Regions from separate parts of the Homo sapiens genome. Here regions 2 and 3 are each linked to region 1. A link is a loop called in an ENCODE intact Hi-C map of the cell type or tissue named here. Cell type or tissue: Calu3. All regions are shown on one strand. Each heading gives the region's core, and the rest is flanking DNA. Links, peaks and the distances in the headings are about the cores only.

Region 1 (6,500 bases), core at 983-5,982:
TTCTCTTTCTTTTTAATTTTCTTTTTCTTTAATTTCCCGCCTCAATAGGGGGTCCTTCCCAGCCCAACTCAGCTGGTCTATAAGGTTTTCTGGGGATGCTCATGCTACAGGCAATGACAGGGAGGCATTCGTCATGTCAGTGCAATGGGTAACCCATATTTTAAGTTTTTCCTTGATCAGCTGCCTTCTGGCACTCCAGCTTGATTTACGAGCAAAAATTATGGTCCAGGGAACTGTAATTGGCTAGGTCTCTGGACAAAAATTATGCAGGACAATCTTTAACTTTATTGGCCAAATGGGGCTTCTTTGAAATTCCAAAACCTGACTATGTGCAGGCACAATTAGAAGAAAGAAAACATGGAACATTCCAGAGACAATGGGAAACCTTTTTTTCAACTGGTACTTTGAAAGTTCTAAATGGAATCAAGGGGCTACCATTGCCTCTTAGGGAAAATAATTCCCAATTGAGTGAGTGCCTTAATGAAACAGAGAGAAGTGCTTGTCAGATTGAAACTAAAGCTGGAAAAAAGAAGCCCGCTCTGGAAGAACCTTCTTCCACTAGCTTCCCCTTGCCTGCCACTCGGCCTGTCTTCTGCACCTTTTTTCCCACCTCTGCTTTATCTTTCACTCCCTCCTTCCTCTTCTACTCTTTGATTTTGAAGGGATTACATTTTCTCTAGACTCATCTGTATGTTTTCTTGTAAAATTCTGTGATAAATTCCCATGATTTTATGTTACCTTGGTATCCATTTCAGTCTTCCTCTAAAACACCCAAACTACTTGAAAAAGCCTAAATTTTCTGTGCTTTGAAATGTAAATTTGTTGCCCTGTTCTCTAAAATTCGGTAAAGGCATCAGCCATGTGGGACAGACAAATGTCAGTTTATTCCATTTACAGAGAAATAGTTTGAATCTAACTGTTCTTTAAACTATGAGTTTTACCTGACTCATAGCTACAGGCTTAGGATTAAAGCTACAAGATCTTTTTTGTCTGTCTGTATTTTCTTTGTGTGTGTGTGTATATGTATATATCTGTATATTGTCTACAGAACCAAATTGGCTTATAAATAAATGAATACTCGTAAATTAAGCAAATAAACGCAAATGCTTTTCAAGTTCATGTGACAGCCATCTTTTGGTGGATGGGACTGGTCTAATATTGTTGGTTTGGTGGCAATGGCTATGTCTTCTGAGTCATTAGAAAAATACGTATATATTTAAATTTAGGGTTCTTTTATACTTATCTGGCATACAGTAATGTAAAATTGTTGACAGAAAATTTTGTTTACGCTAGTGGCTAGATTTTTCTAGTGTCTCATGAAGTCTTCTAGATGTAATTGTTAAGAGTGAATGAATTGAATGGATGTAAATGGGATAAAAGTTTGTAAATGAACTTTTGAAAATGGTTATGTTTCATAATATGTTTACTTGGGAGGACGTTCATTCAATTGAATTAGATCATTTCCAGATAAGATGTAATTCTGAGACATTGGTTACTGAATACGAGTTCAGGCTCATATGCTTTTGGCTTCTTATTTGAAAGAAACAAAAGTCATTTGAGTCTGTTGGTAAATATGTCCTGTTCCATATTAAAAGGATATTCTGTTAGCCTATGTTTCTGGAAATTGTAAAATGTGTATTCATGGATTGTTGGTACATGATTGGCAGTTAAAAATTGCTTAAGTCCCAGGTTTTCACTGAAGATTAGGGTTACTAAGAGTTAACATTTTAATTAATGTGTGTGATTAAACAGACGAGAAATACAGTCTGTATGCAAGTATATGAGGAGAGTAGGATGTATATTTTGGTAAGATAGATTGAAGAGAAAAGAGAATAATTTTGTATAAGAAATAATCTCTTGTGGTAAATTTTTGTCCTAAAGTGACTGATTATTTAAGAAAGAGGAAGTATAGGAGAAAGCAGAAAATCTAAACATGTTATAAATTGTCTAAGCACATTATAATAGGCTTATGAAAAGAAAGTTTATAAAAGGAATTTTCTGTGTGATCAGGTTGGCTATGATTGAAAGGAAAATTTTTATTGGTCTTTCTAAGGATTGAGCTTTGATGTTTAGAAATGCACTGATGCAGAATTTTAAAATCTAATCCCCTGTGTTAGAACAAGATTTTCTTAAAATATTGATTTGCTCTTAGTAAAGTTGCAGGATGTTTTTATTTTTAATTCCAAAATCTCTTCCCTTAACAGCCATCCTTCAAATTATAAACAGTTTTTATTTATGCCACATTTCTTTCTTAGATCTACCTAATTTTCCTAGTTTCAGGTTAGAAATGCAGCTGTCCTTTTTACCCTTGAAAAGCTATATCGTTTTGCTTGGCTGGGGTAATAATCCTCTCCTTCAACCTTTTCATCACCTCCTGTAATTTTTTCTCCAGTTCTAACACGGATGTTATGGCCTGATGCTAAAATGTTTATCTTGAAAGTCTAGAAAGACAATGTTTCCTTCAGTACAACTTGATTCTGTACTTTTGACTTCTGTTGATGTTTCTGAATTGTTCCATGTAATCAGGAAATTTCCCATGCTGTTACTAAAAACCATGTATTCCCCTCTGCTCAAGGTACTAGTTTTCTTGTTTCCATCCCTCTTTAATATAGTGTACACCCATAATCCTGGACACACTTTTCCTGTGTCTGATTAAATTCAGGTACCCTCATTTAGGTCCGTGGGCACAGGCCTGAGGGTGGAGCCCTCACCAGGGACTCCGCCCTTCTCTATCCAGCAGTTCCTTGCCCTACTCCCGCATCACCATCACTGCTTTTTCCAGCATTGTTTCAGTGAAGTTCTGGGAGAAAAGTTTTTAAGTTGTCTGTATTGCTTATATGAATATATGTGAGAAAAGTTTTTAAGTTGTCTGTATTGCTTATATGAATATATGTGCTGCTCTCCTTTTGAATGTTGCTTCTGTACTAGTCATAATTATACTAACCACATGGGTTGCTGTCAACATTCAATATTTGCGTTATTTTGCTGCTTAGTTTTACATCTTTCAGGCCACATTTCAAACTCAGCTCGTTTGTTGTCCCTCCAGCAGTACTTGAGACTGCCACCTAGTGGACGTTTATTTGCTGATCGAGTTTTCTGTTTACAAAATTTTCTCCATTTTCAGGAGCACATTAACAGTACCCCATTCCTCCAGGCTTTATGCATTTTCAGACTCCTTCAGATTGTCCTTCAATAGACTTTCTTTGCTGAACAAAAGATGCTCAGTCATGTGGACGCCCAGTTGCGGGGATTTCACCGGTGAATTCCAGGTATTATAACTGGCAAACCAGTGAGGTACAGAAAGGCTTGTTGGGGAGACATTCCAGCTCCCCAGCTGGCAGCAGGGGCCATCTTGGTCGTGCCTGGAGATGTCCAGTGTCGGTGAGACTTAGGATGGTGCATGGCAAATGCTCATTACCTCCTAGGGCTTCAGTTTTATGGGGATTCAAGGGGACTCCCTGGACCCCACCATGGTCCAGCTTTGCTCTTAGGGACACCCATGGCCTCCTGGATTTCAATATATGTTTCAAGCAGAACCCCTTATTCCCTTAGGTTTAGTCCTATCCTCTCTGTTGGGATTAGCAGGGTCAGCTATGGGAGTTGGAGCCTTGGGAAGCCAGCATAAACTGTCTCAGGAGACTGCAGCGGCCCTCCAACAAACAGCAAAGGACCTAACTAGGCTTCAACAACAGCTAGACTCCCTGGTGCTATAGTCCTACAGAATCAAAGAGCCTTAGATCTCCTCACAGCTAAATAAGGAAGAATATTTTTGTATCTAAGAGAAAAATGCCATTTTTATATCAACCTGTCTGGTCTGGTCCAAGAAAATATTAAAAATATTATTTTCCAGGCAGACAAAATTGAATCTTTAGGAACTTCTGTGGAAACTTAGAAGCAATGGCTATTATCTGCCCTGCTTCCCTTAATATAAGTGGCAATTATTACCATACTTTTAGCCTTAACTTTTGGGCTAACTTTGTTTAAAATTCTAACTGATTTCTTGCTCTCTAGCTTACAGCAATTCCAGGACCACATGATGGTTTTGCAAAGCTTCCAACCTTTAGCTGCTAATGAGCTATCTCATTTCTTGTCCACTGGTCCCATGAATGACATGGCTTACACTCCATTAGATCAGGCAAGAAGAGACTTTAGGGCCCAGCTAGGCAGGGACAATGTTGCACTGAGCAGGAAGCAGTTTCAGAAAAAATTACCTAGCCCCTCAACCTCCCATATGATTATGGGCCCTAAAATCTCTTAGGTGGGGAATTGAGGCAGGATAGGTGGTCAAGGAAGTGACCATGTCCTCGGGATGCAGCAACCATGGCGACCATACAGTCAACACAATAAGCCCCAGCATTCGCATTGTAGTTAAGTTCATTCAAGCAAAGCTATCTCCAGTAGGGACTTTCCCGTCTAGAGAGGATGTGCATTTTGATTTTGCCTGTCCTCAAACTGACCCTTTGTTCATTATAATAGTAAATAAATACACCCCTGGGTGGAGATTTAAGATGCTAATGAGACATGTGACCTATGAACAAGCATGTACAGCTACTGTGCATATACATTCAGAGGACCACCCAGAACATGCTTACTAGTAACATGTCTTCCCACTTCCTTATGAATAATCATGTAAGACTCCCAGAAAGGGAGTTTCCCCAGTAGTAATCAGCACTGTCTCATCCTTATGAGCAGCCCACCCTGAATTCTCTCTGTCTCAGGGTGTACTCTCTATTCTGCACTTAACTTTCAAAATATTATTTTTCCTTTGCAATAAATTTCTCTATCTTGTGTCTCCTCTTCTGTGTGTCTCTTGTTTAAATTATTTTAAACTAAGAAGACAAGAACCAAGGTCTCACAACAGCCATCAACAGTACCAAATCCATAAACCCCAAGGATTTTTTTCTGACAACTGTGATTTTAGCTTCTCTCTGGACTACAGCTAATTTGTAGTATAACTATGGGCTATATATTTTGAAGATATGGCATAATGCTATTTCCCATTAATGGAAGCTTCCAAGTCAAGGGAAACTTCAAATCTGGTCACACAGATTACAGTAATTTCACTATTGCAATTCTATTTATAATCAACATAATTGTATTTACTATAGTAGTAAAGGTAGAGTTGTTTTTATGACTTAATTTTCCTTTTTATATTTTCTGTCCAAGATCATGAGTCATTTGAAACTGTATTAGAGCCTCAATTCACCATGTAAAGTAATGCAAATGGTGTATTCTTTCCAGCTGTAGTTCACATGTCAGCAAAGGACACAAATGGAAAGTATCTTAACTCCTTCCTTCAACACTTGCTGCACCAGGTGTTACAGGAACAGTGATAAAACAGACAAAAAGCTCACAGGAATAGAGAGAGAAAAAGACAGGTACACAATGACAACACAGTTTGATCAATGTTATACAGAGATAGATACTGGGATGAAGAATCACAGAAAGTGGGTATTTTCCCTTGTCTGGTGGATCAGTAAAGACAGCCTAAAGGAAGATATATGTCCCTAAATTTTGTAATATGAGAAAGGCTTAACTAGAGATGCAGCAGAAGATATTTCTAACAAAGAGAATAGCCGTTGCTGGAAAATTCAGAGTGGTTTGTTTAAATTAGTGATTCCCAATCAGGGAAAATTTTGCCCTCCCCCTTCAGGGACATTTGGTAACAGCTGGAAATATTTTTGATTGTCACAACTGGGATTTTCCTACTAGTATCTAGTAGGTAGAGGAGCCAGGGGTGCTGCTAAATCCCACAATAAAGAATTATCTGGCCCAAAACGTCTATAGTACCCAAATTGAGAAATCCTGGTTTAAATAGATCATGAATCAGTGACAGAAATGTTTCCATTACTACCCACACAAGATTGAGTGATATGGAGTCATTCTGCAGATACTGGATTCAATATAATAATATGATTTTCCATAATAAATAGGAATTACTCATTTATTGAGGCCTTAATTGTGTCAAAATAAAAAACTGTACTTGACAGAATATTATATACTCAATATTATATGCTCTGCAGGGACATATCATGCAGTTTTACTTTGAAAAGTAGTTCATCAAACACTTTGCCAGGTAAGATATAGAGACAACAGATGACCACAAGAAAAGATGATTCAACATCTTTAAGTCATTAGGGAAATTCTAATTAAAATCACAATGAGATAGCGCTACACACCCACTAGGATGACTAAAATTAACAAGTGGCCATACTAAGTGTGACAAGGATATGGGATAATTGGAACTCTCATATACTGCTAGTGGGAATGTAGAATTATACAACCACTTTGGAAAATAATTTGGTCATTTTGTAAAAATTATTTACATAGGTGATTATCCAGAAATATAAAAGCATCTGCCCATGCAAAGATTTGTTCATGATTATTCTAATAGCAGCTTTATTTGAAATAGCCAAAAGTTAAAAGCAATCCAAATGTTTATCAATGGCAAATGGATAAACAAACTCGTATATTCTTAAAATGAAATACTACTCAGTAAT
Region 2 (6,500 bases), core at 833-5,832, 85 kb before region 1:
AGTCGAAGATGCCATCAAGGTTCTCCAGTGCCACAAGCCCGTGCACGCCGAATATCTGGAGAAACTAAAGCTGGGCGGTTCCCCAACCAATGGAAACTCCATGGCCCCATCCTCGCCAGATAGCGATCCCTAGTATGTACCGCTTGCGCCCGCACAGACTTCTGTTTGTCTGCCTTGCTTAAAATGCATCCCGCCTGGAGCACCTCTCGTACCATGTGCGGTCTCATGGGCAGGAGGGAGGCTTTTGTTTCCTTGGCAGACCCTCTGAATCACGCTTGCAAACTGTTGCCAGGCCCTGTTTTCAGTTGGCACGTTTTTCAGTTGCTTTCAAAATCGCTTCTTGGTTACCCTGTAAAATGTTTCGGAGAAGCCTATGCCGCTTGGGGTTTTAGGTGCTGTAACTGTTCACCCTGCTTTTGGGCGGGGGGGGGGGGGGTGGGGGGCGAGGGGTGGGCGGGGAGTGTGTGTGTCTGCCTGTGCGCCCTGTGATGTTTTTGGTTCTTTTATATTTCACACATATTCGTGGGTGCGTGCACATTTTTGATACCAGCCTTGTGGTTTGTTTGGTAGTGGAGGCCTTTAAAGTCTGACCAGCTTGGTTGTGTGGCATCTTTTAGTATTTTTTTCCCTTGAGTTGTTTTCTCCTTCACAGCGTTCGCCCTTGTTGTCAGGGAGGCCTTCTGTGGTGGGAGTTGGTTTAAAAAATCAGTTTTGAATTCGTAAAAACATTAGGAAATCCTACATCTTGTGCTCTTTCTGCACTCGACAGTCGCTCTAGCCTCTGAAGTGGTATCTCATTTGCCCCTTTCAGAAATTTCTTTTTCTATTTCTATGTAGGTCATTTGGTTTTCAAAAAATTTTCACAAGTAATTTTTCACTGCTGACTTTAAATCGCTATTTCCCATGTAGATTAACCTTACTGAATAGATGCTGCTGGGGATCTGCTAGCCAAACGCATCTGATCAGAAAAACTGTATTCACAGAATTTGATTTCCCATACTCAACTTCCAACTCCCATTGCCCCTTACTGGATACCATAGAAGAACCATGGTTCTCTGGATTTAAGTTTGTTTTTGAAAGAAAGTGGTTTCCATTCCATATTTGAATGTAGTGACATTCCGCTTAACCTCCCTGACTCCCAGTAACCACAGGAATGGAATCTTTTGTGGTGATTACATCCCAACAGAGTTAGCTCTAGCGATGTTCAGCTGGTACAGAATTGTCAAACTATTAGGATTCCTGAACAATCTCTCAATGATAGAGAGTAATTGTTTTGTCTCACAGTACCACCTTTTCTGGGTGCCAAATTAAAAGCTCTCACGTTTGCCTCAGTACTTGCTTGAAGTCAGGAATCCCATCTAGAATAGCTAAATCTCTCTTCTGGACCTTCCGCTGTTCCCCCAGCCATGTCTGACATTAGGTAGAAGGAAAACCTATTTTGTGAAGAGGGTATTCGAATGAAAAGATCATTCCTAATTTCTAGAGCAACCTAGACTATGTCATATCTCTTAAACATTATTGACAGGTATTGGGGTCCCTTAACTTTTTTTTTTGAGATGGAGTCTTGTTCTATGGGTCACTGTTACGCACTTTCTATTAAGAAATTTTGGGTTTCGCTATGTAAATTCTAGGTTCCTCTTCTGGATTTCATCTCCCATGACAGTTGAGGAAATGTCTAGTTTTTGAAGAGAGTATGGGTGGGGGCTGGGGGACCGGGCGCGGTGGCTCACGCCTGTAATCCCAGCACTTTGGAAGGCCGAGGCGGGCAGATAACGAGGTTAGGAGATCAAGATCAGCCTGGCCAGCATGGTGAAACCCCGTCTCTACTAAAAATACAAAAACTAGCTGGGCATCGTGGTGTGCGCCTGTAATCCCAGCTACTCGGGAGGCTGAGGTAGGAGAATCGCTTGATCCCGGGAGGCGGAGGTTGCAGCGAGCCGAGATCGTGCCACTGCACTCCAGCCTGGGCGACCGTCTCAAAAAAAAAAAAAAAAAAAAAAGACTGATTTTCCCCCTCGTCCCTGTCCCCCAATGGACAAGTGCCTACTTTTTCTTATTCTAAAAAAAATTTGAAGACGACATGTTGGAGTAAAGGTAAGTTTGGTTGCTTGATACAGAATTTGCTCTGGATGGTTAACATATTTTCTAAGAAACCTATGTTCTGTTGATCAGGTCACCTTTGAAAGAAGTAACCCTGAAAGGGGTGAAAGGTGGCCATAAATATTTTTAAGTCCTGTAGAAAATTGATAAAAATTGAAGTGTGTATGTGTAAGAGCTTGTAAAGAAACAGCAACATTAGAGGGCCCTTGTGGGATAGATGGTTTAAAGGGCTCTGATGCTGGAGCTGCTCCTTGTCTCACTTGCCTTTAAGTGGAGTTCAATTGTAAGAAAAAGCATGTCCTCCCTCCATAGTTGTTGACTGGGAAAAGGGAGATTAGAGCTTACAGCACTAACAGCTGGCCAGAGTTTTATTTTTCAGAGTTCCTTTTGTGGAAGCATCAGTCAAAACAAATATTCTCAGCATCATTCTTGTATTGCAATCATCTTTCTGAATGACTGTTGGCCTATTAGAATATGGACTTTTTGAGGACTAGGACCCAGACTGAATCCTCCCCCATATCCTCAGAGCCTAGAACAGTGCCTGAAATTTGGAGACATTTGTCTTTGATCCACAGATTAGAAATGTCTACAAGTGTATTCCCGATTTCTGAGCTTCATAATGTACCTGGGACAATCTGTTATTCCCTCAGGCTCTCATCTGGCCTCACAGTGAAACTGCATTCGATAATTCACTGAAGGCTTTTCCAATTCAAAATGGTTGATGAGCCATAGTAGGTGCTCAATAAGTATTTGTTGATTAGAGGAATGGATGAACCAATAAAACCCTATTAATAAGAATTTTTCTTTTTAGGTGAATGGCATAGATGTTGTTCAGATTTACTTTGAAAGAATCAAGTATGTGAATGGATGGATGAATGGAATTGTGAAGCACAGATGAGCTCTTTCACACTCCAAGGACACAGCTCATCCTATGCTTTTGGACACTTCTTCCCTGTTTATTACAATGACTATTCTCCAGGTTGTTGCACTACCGCTGTATCTGTACATAATTCTAACTTGGCACCTGTGGCCTTTTTTGTGCTCTTATGTGTCTGTATTTCCCGGCAGAGTATACGCCCTTGAATGCCAGGAACTTGTTTCCTTAGTCTTTTTTATATATCTAGCATATAAGATATTGCTTAGAATATGGTAGACATCACTGAAGATTTGTTTCAGTAGTTCATATTTTGTAATGATACTGAATGGTTAAACAATCCCTTTCTAATCTGTCTAGCATATATGTGACTTTTGTTTATCAAGTGTCACACAACTGCTTCAAGGCAGCTGTGAGATACTAGAAAGCAAAAATTCTTACTCCTATGTCTGTGTCATCCCAGATGTGTGCCTCCAGATGGCAGTATACTACACTATCTGTAAAATATATTTGCAAAGCCAGGCACAGTGTTACGCGTCTGCCTCAGGAGGCTGAGGCAGAAGAATAGCTTGAGCCCAGGAGCTTTAGTCTAGCCTGAGCAATATAATGAGACTCCGTCTCTTAAAATATTTGCCCAAACATTGAACCTAAATTTGACCATGCCCCTAGAAATAATTCCTAATCTTTAGAAAATAGGGCAGAGAAACATTATTTTACACCATGGAGATGAGATCAGCAGAATCCAGACTATAAGAAACTACAGGACACATGACCTAGTTTCTTCTGTAAATAACTTGCAAGGATGAAAGATGGAGGATGAACCTATAGATTTAAAGAGACTTAAGAGACATATTAACCAATTGTTAATTGGATCTTATTTGAATTGTGATTTGACCGAACTGTAAAACGAATACATTTATGAGACAATCGGGGTAATTTGAACATTGGTGGGGTATTTGGTATTAGAATAATGGTTTTATCATTATGTTAGAAAGAAGGGTCCTCATCTACATTCTCAAACATCTGTGGCTGATATGATATGATTCTTGGAATTTGCTTCAAAATAATAAGTCTGGATGTTAAGTGCATTGGAAATATTGATGAAACGAAATTGGCCTTGATAATTGTTGAAGCTGGGTGATGGCTAAAATGATGGTTCATTATATATGTTCATCTCTATTTTTGTATGTTTGGCATTTTCCGTAATAAAGTTTATAAAAATAATTACTGGAGTTATTCTTATTAAGCCTAATATATAAGGTAGAAAAAAAGGAAAATATTTAGATTGTTTAAAAAAGGTTGGCTGTGGCATACCGCTTCTGGCCCAAGGGGTCAAATGCCCAAAAAGAGAAGGGAGAAATACCCTGGAGTGGCTAGCAGTTCCCTTGCTGTAGACCAATGTTAGCAGTTTTTTCTTTTAATTTGGCCCATTGAAATAGGAAAAGCTAGATTCTTATTTATTCATACTAGAAAATAAGAATGGATTCTTATATGCTGTTGAGCAGGGGTTTTGATAACACCTACATACCAGTTCATACAAATGTGAAAAATCAAAGAGGTGGAGTCTCCAAGGAGAAAGTTTATGGAATTTTATAAAAATCTACATAAGCCACTTTTTGAATAGTTTTTAAGGGAACAATAGCTGTAAACTTGTTAGCTGCACATAATTAAGTTTAAAGTTATATTTGAAGGTAGGTAAAAAAGGAAATTAAGCAGTTAACATTCCTGACTTCAGTGGACCATTTTGCATTTCACAGATTGCAGATACTCCTTCAGTTCTGGACTGTGCTTAAATTTCTGCAAAGGCTAAAATTCTGTAAAGGCTGTGCTTACATCAACAAACATGGTGTCTGTCCTGATGTTTTTGTGAGTCAAGAAGGAACAGGCAGAAAGTGAGAAGAGTATTAAAGGTCCCTCCTAGGGAAGATGAATTCCTTCCTAAGTGTGAAGTACTGAAGCTGAAGCTGCCCCTTCTACTTCTGTTCTTTAAGTGTGTTCCAATCCCAAGAGCAAGCAACTCCCCAGAACCAACTGTTACTGGGAAAAGGGGAGGTGAAAAGTTTACCTTAGAGCCCTTTACCAGTCATAGCTGGACAGAGCTTTCAGTTCCAAGATTCCCCTGTGAGAAGGCACCATGATATACCAGAAAAACTTTCATCAAGTTTTCCCTGGAAATTGTTTTCTAATTTGAGTCTACTCTGATTGTAGCAGATTTTTTTTTTTTTTGAGATGGAGTCTTGCTCTGTCACCCAGGCTAGAGTGCAGTGGCACGATCTTGGCTCACTGCAAGCTCCGCCTCCCGGGTTCACACCATTCTCCTGCCTCAGCCTCCCAAGTAGCTGGGACTACAGGCGCCCACCACCACGCCCGGCTAATTTTTTGTATTTTTAGTAGAGACGGGGTTTCACGGTGTTAGCCAGGATGGTCTCAATCTCCTGACCTCGTGATCTGCCCGTCTCGGCCTCCCAAAGTGCTGGGATTACAGGCGTGAGACACCGCGCCCGGCCAGCAGATTTTTTTTTAAGTTTAGAGGCAAGCAGAGCCAGGGAAGCTGTAGTTTGGTGGATGTAAATTAAAACAATTTAGTGATTCGGAATCCAACAAGCTATAGCTCAAAACTGTCTTGACCAGAGGCTGTATGGCCTCTGCCAGATTAGTTTACCTCTCTAATTTTCAATTTTCTCATCTGTAAATTTGCGGTAATTACAGTCCCTACTTTTGTAAATCACTGCTTCTGAGAAGCCCTTCTTGATATTTTTTGAAATAGTTCTTTTTTCATACAGATGGGCTCTTGCTCTGTTGCCCTAACAGGAGTGCAGTGGCATGATCATAGCTCATTGCAGCCTCAAATTCCTGGGCTCGAGAGATCCCCCTGCCTTAGCCTCTAGAGTAACTGGGACTACAGATGTGTACCACCACACTTGGCTATTTTTTCAGTTTTTGTAGAGATGGAGTCTCGCCATGTTGCCCAGGCTGGTCTCAAACTCTGGGGCTCTAGCCATCTACTTGGCTTGGCCTCCCAAAGTGCTGGGATTACAGGTGTGAGCTACCATGCCCAGCCCTGTTTTGTCATAGTTCTTATCAAAAGTATACTTATTAGCCTGAATGTCTCTGTCTTCTTAATTCTGAGGTCCACTAGCTTTGAGAGCCAGACTGGGTTGTCTCTGTGTCCTGAGTCGGGCACAGAGCCTGGAATATGGCATCCCACAGATGTTCCTAACATGTTTATTATATAAATGGTTGCCACACCTCCTACTTGTGAAAAACACATAGCTATTATTTTGCCAGGTATTTGTTTACCTGAAAATATGAAAAATGAGATACCGTAAGACTGTGATCTCTGATCAAGTTTCTCTTTTAAGTTTCCCTTTATTGGGAAGAATATTTCATCTATAAACCATGCCTTTATTTTTCAGGATTTTCCAGTACCAATATATTCCTGACTTCTTAGCTTCATAAAGGACTGTGTGATATTCCCTTAGGTGCTAAATTGGCCCACAGCTGCATTTGATAATTCACTGAAGGC
Region 3 (6,500 bases), core at 941-5,940, 280 kb before region 1:
TTCTTTTTTTGCTGAGAATTGTTTTTGCTACTCGCGGTTTTTCGTGGTTACATCCTCATTTTAGGACTGGTTTTTTTTTCTACTTCTGTGAAGAATGTCATTTGTATTTTCATAAGGATTGCATTGCATATCCATCCATATTGCTTGGGTTGTATGTCCAAAGTTTAACAATGCTTTCTTTCAGTTCATGAACATGGGATATCTTTCTATTTTTTGTGTCCTCTTCAATTTATTTCATCAGTGTTTTGTAGTTTTCATTGTAGAGCTCTTTCCTCTCTTTGGTTAAAGTTATTCCTATGTATTGTTTTGTTGCTATTATAAATGGGTATGCTTTCTTGACTTCTTTATCAGATAGTATGTTGTTGATATATTAAAATGCTATTGGTTTTTTAATTTTGATTTTGTATCCTGCAACTTTACTGAATTTATCAGTCCATCAGTTTTTTGGTTAGCTGTTTAGTCTTTTCTAAATACATTATGTTATGTGCAAACAAGGACAATTTGACTTCTTCCTTTTCAATGTAGATTTCCTTCATTTCTTTCTCTGGCCTAATTGTTCTTGAAAGGAAGGACTTCCAGTAGTATGTTGAATAAAAGTGGTGAATGTGGATATCTTTGTCTCGTCCCAGATCTTAGAGGAATGGCTTTCAGTTTTTCCCCATTCAGTTTGATGTTAGCTGTGGGTTTGTTACATACGGTCTTCATTGTTTTGGGGTATGTTCCTTCTACACCCAGTTTGTTGAGAGGTTTTACCATGAAGGACCATTGAATTTCATTGAACACATTTTTTTAGCATCAATCAAAATGATCATATGGTTTTTGTCTTTCATTCTGTTGTGATGATATATCAGTAAATGTTAACTGATAACATTTACTGATTTGTGTATGTTGAAACATCTTTGTGTTGCTGGGCTACACCCCACTTTATCATGATGAATCATCTTTTTAATACATTGTTGAATTCAGTTTGCTAGTACTTTGTTGAGGATTTTTGTATCTACATTTATCAGAGATATTGGCACATAGTTTTGTTTTTCTATTGTGTCTTCTTCTGGTTTTGTTTTCAGGGTAATATTGGCCTTGTACAATGAATTTGGTAGTATTTGATTCTCCTTGATTTTTTGGAATAGATTGTGGAGGATTGTTATTAGTTCTTTCTTAAATGTCTGGTAGAATTCAAAGGTGAAGCCATCAGGTCATGGGCTTTTCTTTGATGGGAGATGTTTTATTACAGCTTCTGTATCATTACTTGTTATTAGTCTATTCAGATTTTCAATTTCCTCCTGGTTCAATCTTGGGATTGAATTGTTTTGTTTGTTTCTAGGAATTTATCCATTTTTTCTAGGTTTTCCAAATTGTTGGCATATAGTTGTTCATAATACTCTCAAATGACTTGAATTTCCGTGGCATCAGCAGTAATGTCTCCTTTTCATCGCTGATTTTATTTGGGTAATCTCTGTTTTTTTTCTTAGTCTGTCTGGCTAAAGGTTTCTCAGTTTTGCTTGTCTTTTCAAAAAAAAACCAACTGTTTGTTTCATTGATCTTTTGTATCATATTTTTGGTGTCATATATTTTCTTTGGCTCTGATCTTCATTATTTTTCTACTAATTTGTGGTTTGGCTTTGTTGTTCTTTTTTCTTTCTTCCTTTCTGTCTTCAAAAGGGGAGAAATCATTTTCTCTGGTAGTATGTTTTAATTTTTTGCCTTCTATTTTTTGTGTATCTGTTGTGGGATTTTAATTTGTGGTTACCATGAGATTTGCAAATAACATCTTATAATCCATTATTTTAAACTGATGACTAATTCTCTCTGATTACAAAAAAGAACAAAACAGATAAAACTAAAAAACCCTACACTGTAACTCCATCTCCCAGGCCCACCTTTTAACTGTTTGTTGTCTCTATTTATATTTATTTATACTACCTATCTCTTAAAAAGTTGACATGGTAATTATTTTTGCTAGGTTTGCCTTTTAATCTTTCTACTCAAAATATAAGTAGTATATACATTGCAATTACAGTGTTAGATTTTTCTGTATTTGTCTTTGTACTTACTATTAGCAGCATGTTTTACACCTTCAGATGATTTCTTGTTCATTAATGTCCTTTTCTTGCAGGCTTAAGAACTCTCTTCAGCATTTCTTGTAGTACAGGCCTGGTGATGACACAATCTCTCAGCTTTTGTTTGTCTGAAAAAGTCATTTCTCTTTCATATTTGAAGGATTTTTTTGCTGGATATAATATCCTAGGGTGAAAGGATTTTTTCTTCAGCACTTTGAATATGTCATCCTGCTCCCTCCCGGCCTGTAATGTTTTAGCTCAGAATTCTGCTGCCAGACATATTGGAGCTCCTTTATAGGTTATTTGTTTCTTTTCTCTTACTGCTTTTAGGATCTTTCTTTGACTTTTGAGAGTTTGATTATTAAATACCTTGAGCGAGTCTTATTTTGGTTGGATCTGCTTGGTATGCTATGATTTTATCATACCTGGATATTTATGTCTTGCTCTAGGTTTGAAAAGTTCTCTGTTACTATTTCTTTGAGTAAACTTTTTACCCTGATTTTCCTCTTTATCTCCTCTTTAATGCCAATGACTCTTAGATTGGCTATTTTGTGACTATTCTAGATCTTGTAGACATGTTTTATTATTTTGTATATTTTCCTCCTCCGAGTGTGTTTTTCATATAACCTCTCTTCTCATTCACCCTTTCCTTTGCTTGATCAATTCTGTTGTTGAGAGATTCTAACGCATATTTCAGTTTGTCAGTTGAATTTTTCAGCTCTGTCATTTCTGCTTGATTGTCTTAATTATTTCAATCTCTTTGTTAATTTTCTTTTATAGAATTCTGAAATCATTCTCTGTGTGGTCTTTACATTTTATTGAACTTTCTGAAAACAGCTATTTTGAATTCTCTGCTTGAATGTTCACATATCTCCATCACTCTGGGATGGATCACCGAAGGCTTATTTAATTAGTCTGGTGAGGTCATATTTTCCTGAATGTTCTTGATGCTTTTGGATATTTGTTGATGTCTGGGCATTATGTAGTTAGGTATTCATTCCAATCTCAGCAGTCTGGGCTTATTTGCACCCATTTCTCTTGAGAAGGCATTCCAGGTATTCAAAGAGAATTGAATGTGGTAATCTAAGCCTGTAGTCATTGCAGTCATATTACCACTAGGGGGCTCCCCAAACCCGGTAACCCTGTGACTCTTGCAGACTCCTAGCAGCACCCTCTTGGTGGGCCTGGGTAAGATCAGAGAGAATTCCCTGGGCTATCAAACAAAATCTCTCCCTCTCTTCCCTCTCTTTCTCTCATCAAGAGTCTCTCTCCATGCTGGGCTCCCTGGAGTAGGGGGAAGAGTGATGAAAGCACTCCTGTGGCCACCGCTGCTGGCACTGCACTGAGTCACACCTGAAGCCAGTAAAGTGCTGGGTCTCACTCAAGGCCTGTGGCAACTACTACCCGGCTACCACTGATGTTTATTCAAGTCTCAAGGGCTCTTTAGTCAGCAGTTTGTGAATCCTACCAGGACTGGGTCTGTCCCAACAGGGCAGCAGATTCCCTTCTGGTCCAGAGTAGGTCTAGAAATGCTATTAATATATGATCTATGGCCTGGAATCAGGGGCTTCAGAAATCTTTTAAATTTCTTCAGGAATATTACAGTGGCTGAACTGGCACTGGACCTGCAAGACAACGTCCTCGGGACTCTTCCCTCTGCTTTCCCAAAGCAGAAGGAAACTCTTCTCAAGCTGCACTGCCTGGAGTTTGGGGAGGGCAGACAGGTACTCCCATGGCCACCACAACTGGTGTCTCACTGGGTGATGCGCAACCCAAGTCCACTGCCTCTGAGCCTAGTGCAGCAACAGGGCTTGCCCAAGGACTGCATCCTTGTGGCCTGACTGCCTCTCAAATTTATTCTGAGACCCAGGCCGCTTTAGTCAGCGAGTTGGGGAGCCAGCCAGAATTTGAGTTCCTTCCACTGGGGCTAAGAATTAGCCTCTGGCTGTGGCTGGTCTAGTTGCTTTTTCTGTGGGCACCAGCAGAATTCTGCCGTTTTGTGTTCCACTGTGACAGAGCAGAACTGAATTCCAAAGCAAAGTTCCACAATCACTTCACTCTTTTTCTTCCAAGTATAGATTATCTCTCTGCACGATGCTGCAGGGGCTTGGAGGATGGGTGGTGTATCCAATGCAAAACTATGTTTCTTACCTTCTTAAAACCACATTCCTTGATATTAGATTGGTGCAAAAGTAATTGTGGTTTTTACCATTAAAAGCAATGGCGAAAACCGTGATAATTTTTGCACCAACCAATATTATGTTAAACCAGGTGCTGTAATCACTAACCTGATTTTTTTTGGTTCTTATGATGGTGTTGTCTTGCATGAACAGTCATGTAATTGGTGTTCCTGTGGCAGGGGACAATCACTATAGGGTTCTATTTGGCCATCTTATTCTCGTCCTTCTCTCTTTCTTAGTCTAGCTAGAGGTTTGTCAATTTTGTTTATCTTTTCAAAAGACTAGCTTTTTGTTTTATTGATCTTCTGGGGGTTTTTTTCGTCTCAATTTTATTTATGTTTTGCTCTGATCTTTATATTATTCTTTTCCTTCTAGTAATTTGGAGTTTGGTTGGTTCTTGCTTTCCTAGTTCTTTGAAGTCCATTATTCATTTGTTAATTTGAAGTCTTTCTACTTTTTTGATGTAAGCATTTATTGCTATAAACTTTCCTATTAGTGTTGCTTCTGATGCTTATCATAGCTTTTGATATATTATGTTTCCAATTTTATTTGTTTCAAGAAATTTTTTTAATTTTCTTTTAATTTCTTCATTGACCTTTTGTTTGTTCCAGAGCATGTAATTTAATTTCCATGTATTTGTACATTTTTCAAATTCCTCCTGTTTTTGATTTCCATTTTCATAGTGTTTTGGTCAGAAAAGGTGCTTGATAGGATTTTAATGTTGTTGCACTTACTGAAACTTGTTTTTTGGACTATAATACAGTCTTTCTTTGAGAATGTTTCATGTGCTGATGAGAAGAATGTGAATTCTGTAACAGTTGGATGAAATGTTCTGTAAAAGACAGTTAGATACATTTGGTCTAGAGTGCAGTTTAACTCTGATGTTTCCTTGTCAATTTTCTGTCTGGATGATCTGTCCAACACTGAAAGTCGGGTGTTGAAGTCCCCAACTACTATTGGATTTCAATCTCTCTCTTCCTTTATATTTATTAATATTTACTTTATATATTTGAGTGCTCTGGCATTGAATGCATATATATTTATAATTGTTACATCTTCTTGCTGAACTGACCACTTCATCCTTATATAACAAACTTCTTTGTCACTTTTTACTGTTTTTTACTTGATGTGTATTTTATCTGAGAGCAGCATAGTTACTACTGCTCTTTTTGGGTTTCTATTTTAATGTAATATCTTTTTTCTGTCTCTACACTTCCAGTCTATGTATGTCTTTATAGGTGAAGTAACATTAAGCATATAATTAGGTGCTGGTTTTTATCTATTCAGTCACTCTATGTCTTTTAATTGGAGAATTCAGTCCATTTACATTCAATGTAATTATTGATAAGTAAGGACCTCCTAGTGCCATTTTATTACTTGTTTTCTGGTTGTTTTTTTTTTAACTCCTCTCATCCTTTCTTCTTTTTTAATGTCTTCCTTTATGGTTAGGTGTTTTTCACTGGTGGCATGTTTTAATTCCTTTCTTTTCATTTTAAGTGTTTCTATTATAGAATTTCTGCTTGTGGTTACCATGAGGCTTACAAAAAAAAACTCTATAGCAAGCTATTTTGAACTGATGATAACTTTTATCATAAGGAAAAGAAGCAAACAAACAAAGCAACAACTAAACAATTTTACACTTTAACTCCATCCACCCACAATTACGCTGTTGCCTCAATTATCATCTTTTTATATCATATACTTCTTAATAAAGTATAGTAGTCAACATCAGTTTTGATAAATTTGAGTTTTTAGTCTTTACACTAAAAGTAAGGTCCATTTACATGCCACAATTACAGCATTAGAGTATTCTGAATTTGCCTGTGTACTTACTTTTATCATTGAGTTTTATAGCCTCAGATGATTTTTTCTTGCACATTAGCATCTTTTTCTGGCTAATTGAAAACTCCCTTTAGTATTTCTTGTAACACAGGTCTGGTGGTGATGAATTCCCTCAATTCTTGTTTTTCCTGAACAGTCTTTATCTTTTCTTCATGTTCGAAGGATAGCTTTTCTGGGCACAATATTTTTTTTTTCCCTTTGGTACGTGGAATATGTCATCCCTCTCCCTCTTGGCCTAAAGGGTTTCTGATGAGAAGTCCATTGTCAGAGAAATCAGAACTCCTTCATATGTTATTTGCTTCTTTTGCTGCTTTTAGGATCCTCTCTTTGTCCTTGACCTTTGAGATTTTTCTTATCATATGCCTTGGTATAGGCTTCCTTTGGTTGAACCTGTTTGGTGATACTTGACCTTCCTGTA

Evidence for each region. Peaks named below come from ENCODE experiments on the same cell type or tissue, not always from the same donor. Only the 100,000 strongest peaks of a DNase experiment are listed, where the experiment ranks them.
Region 2: a loop joins it to region 1, with 7 times the contacts of the local background. A loop is called at or near these places in 57 of 110 quality-filtered maps.
Region 3: it touches region 1 in a loop (4-fold over the local background); 21 of 110 quality-filtered maps call a loop at or near these places.

The regions. Positions count from the first base shown.
Region 1 is chrX:51,417,774-51,424,273 of GRCh38, forward strand. No RefSeq gene overlaps it. Among named protein-coding and RNA genes, the nearest start is that of EZHIP, 14 kb to the left of the region's middle. In Calu3, for the core only: no CTCF peak of the experiment used is centred there; a DNase peak (open chromatin) is centred at 3,058.
Region 2 is chrX:51,333,328-51,339,827 of GRCh38, forward strand. It overlaps NUDT10 (nudix hydrolase 10), which reads left to right. Exons shown (of 2, transcript NM_001304963.2): 1 at 1-132; 2 at 2,912-4,198. The coding sequence ends at 2,912. The region is part of intron 4 of LOC105373204 (a long non-coding RNA gene); the gene reads right to left. Among named protein-coding and RNA genes, the nearest start is that of NUDT10, 3.8 kb to the left of the region's middle. In Calu3, for the core only: no CTCF peak of the experiment used is centred there; no DNase peak of the experiment used is centred there.
Region 3 is chrX:51,141,827-51,148,326 of GRCh38, forward strand. The region is part of intron 1 of LINC01284 (long intergenic non-protein coding RNA 1284); the gene reads right to left. Among named protein-coding and RNA genes, the nearest start is that of LINC01284, 26 kb to the right of the region's middle. In Calu3, for the core only: a CTCF peak has its summit at 3,180 (motif pointing right); a DNase peak (open chromatin) is centred at 3,215.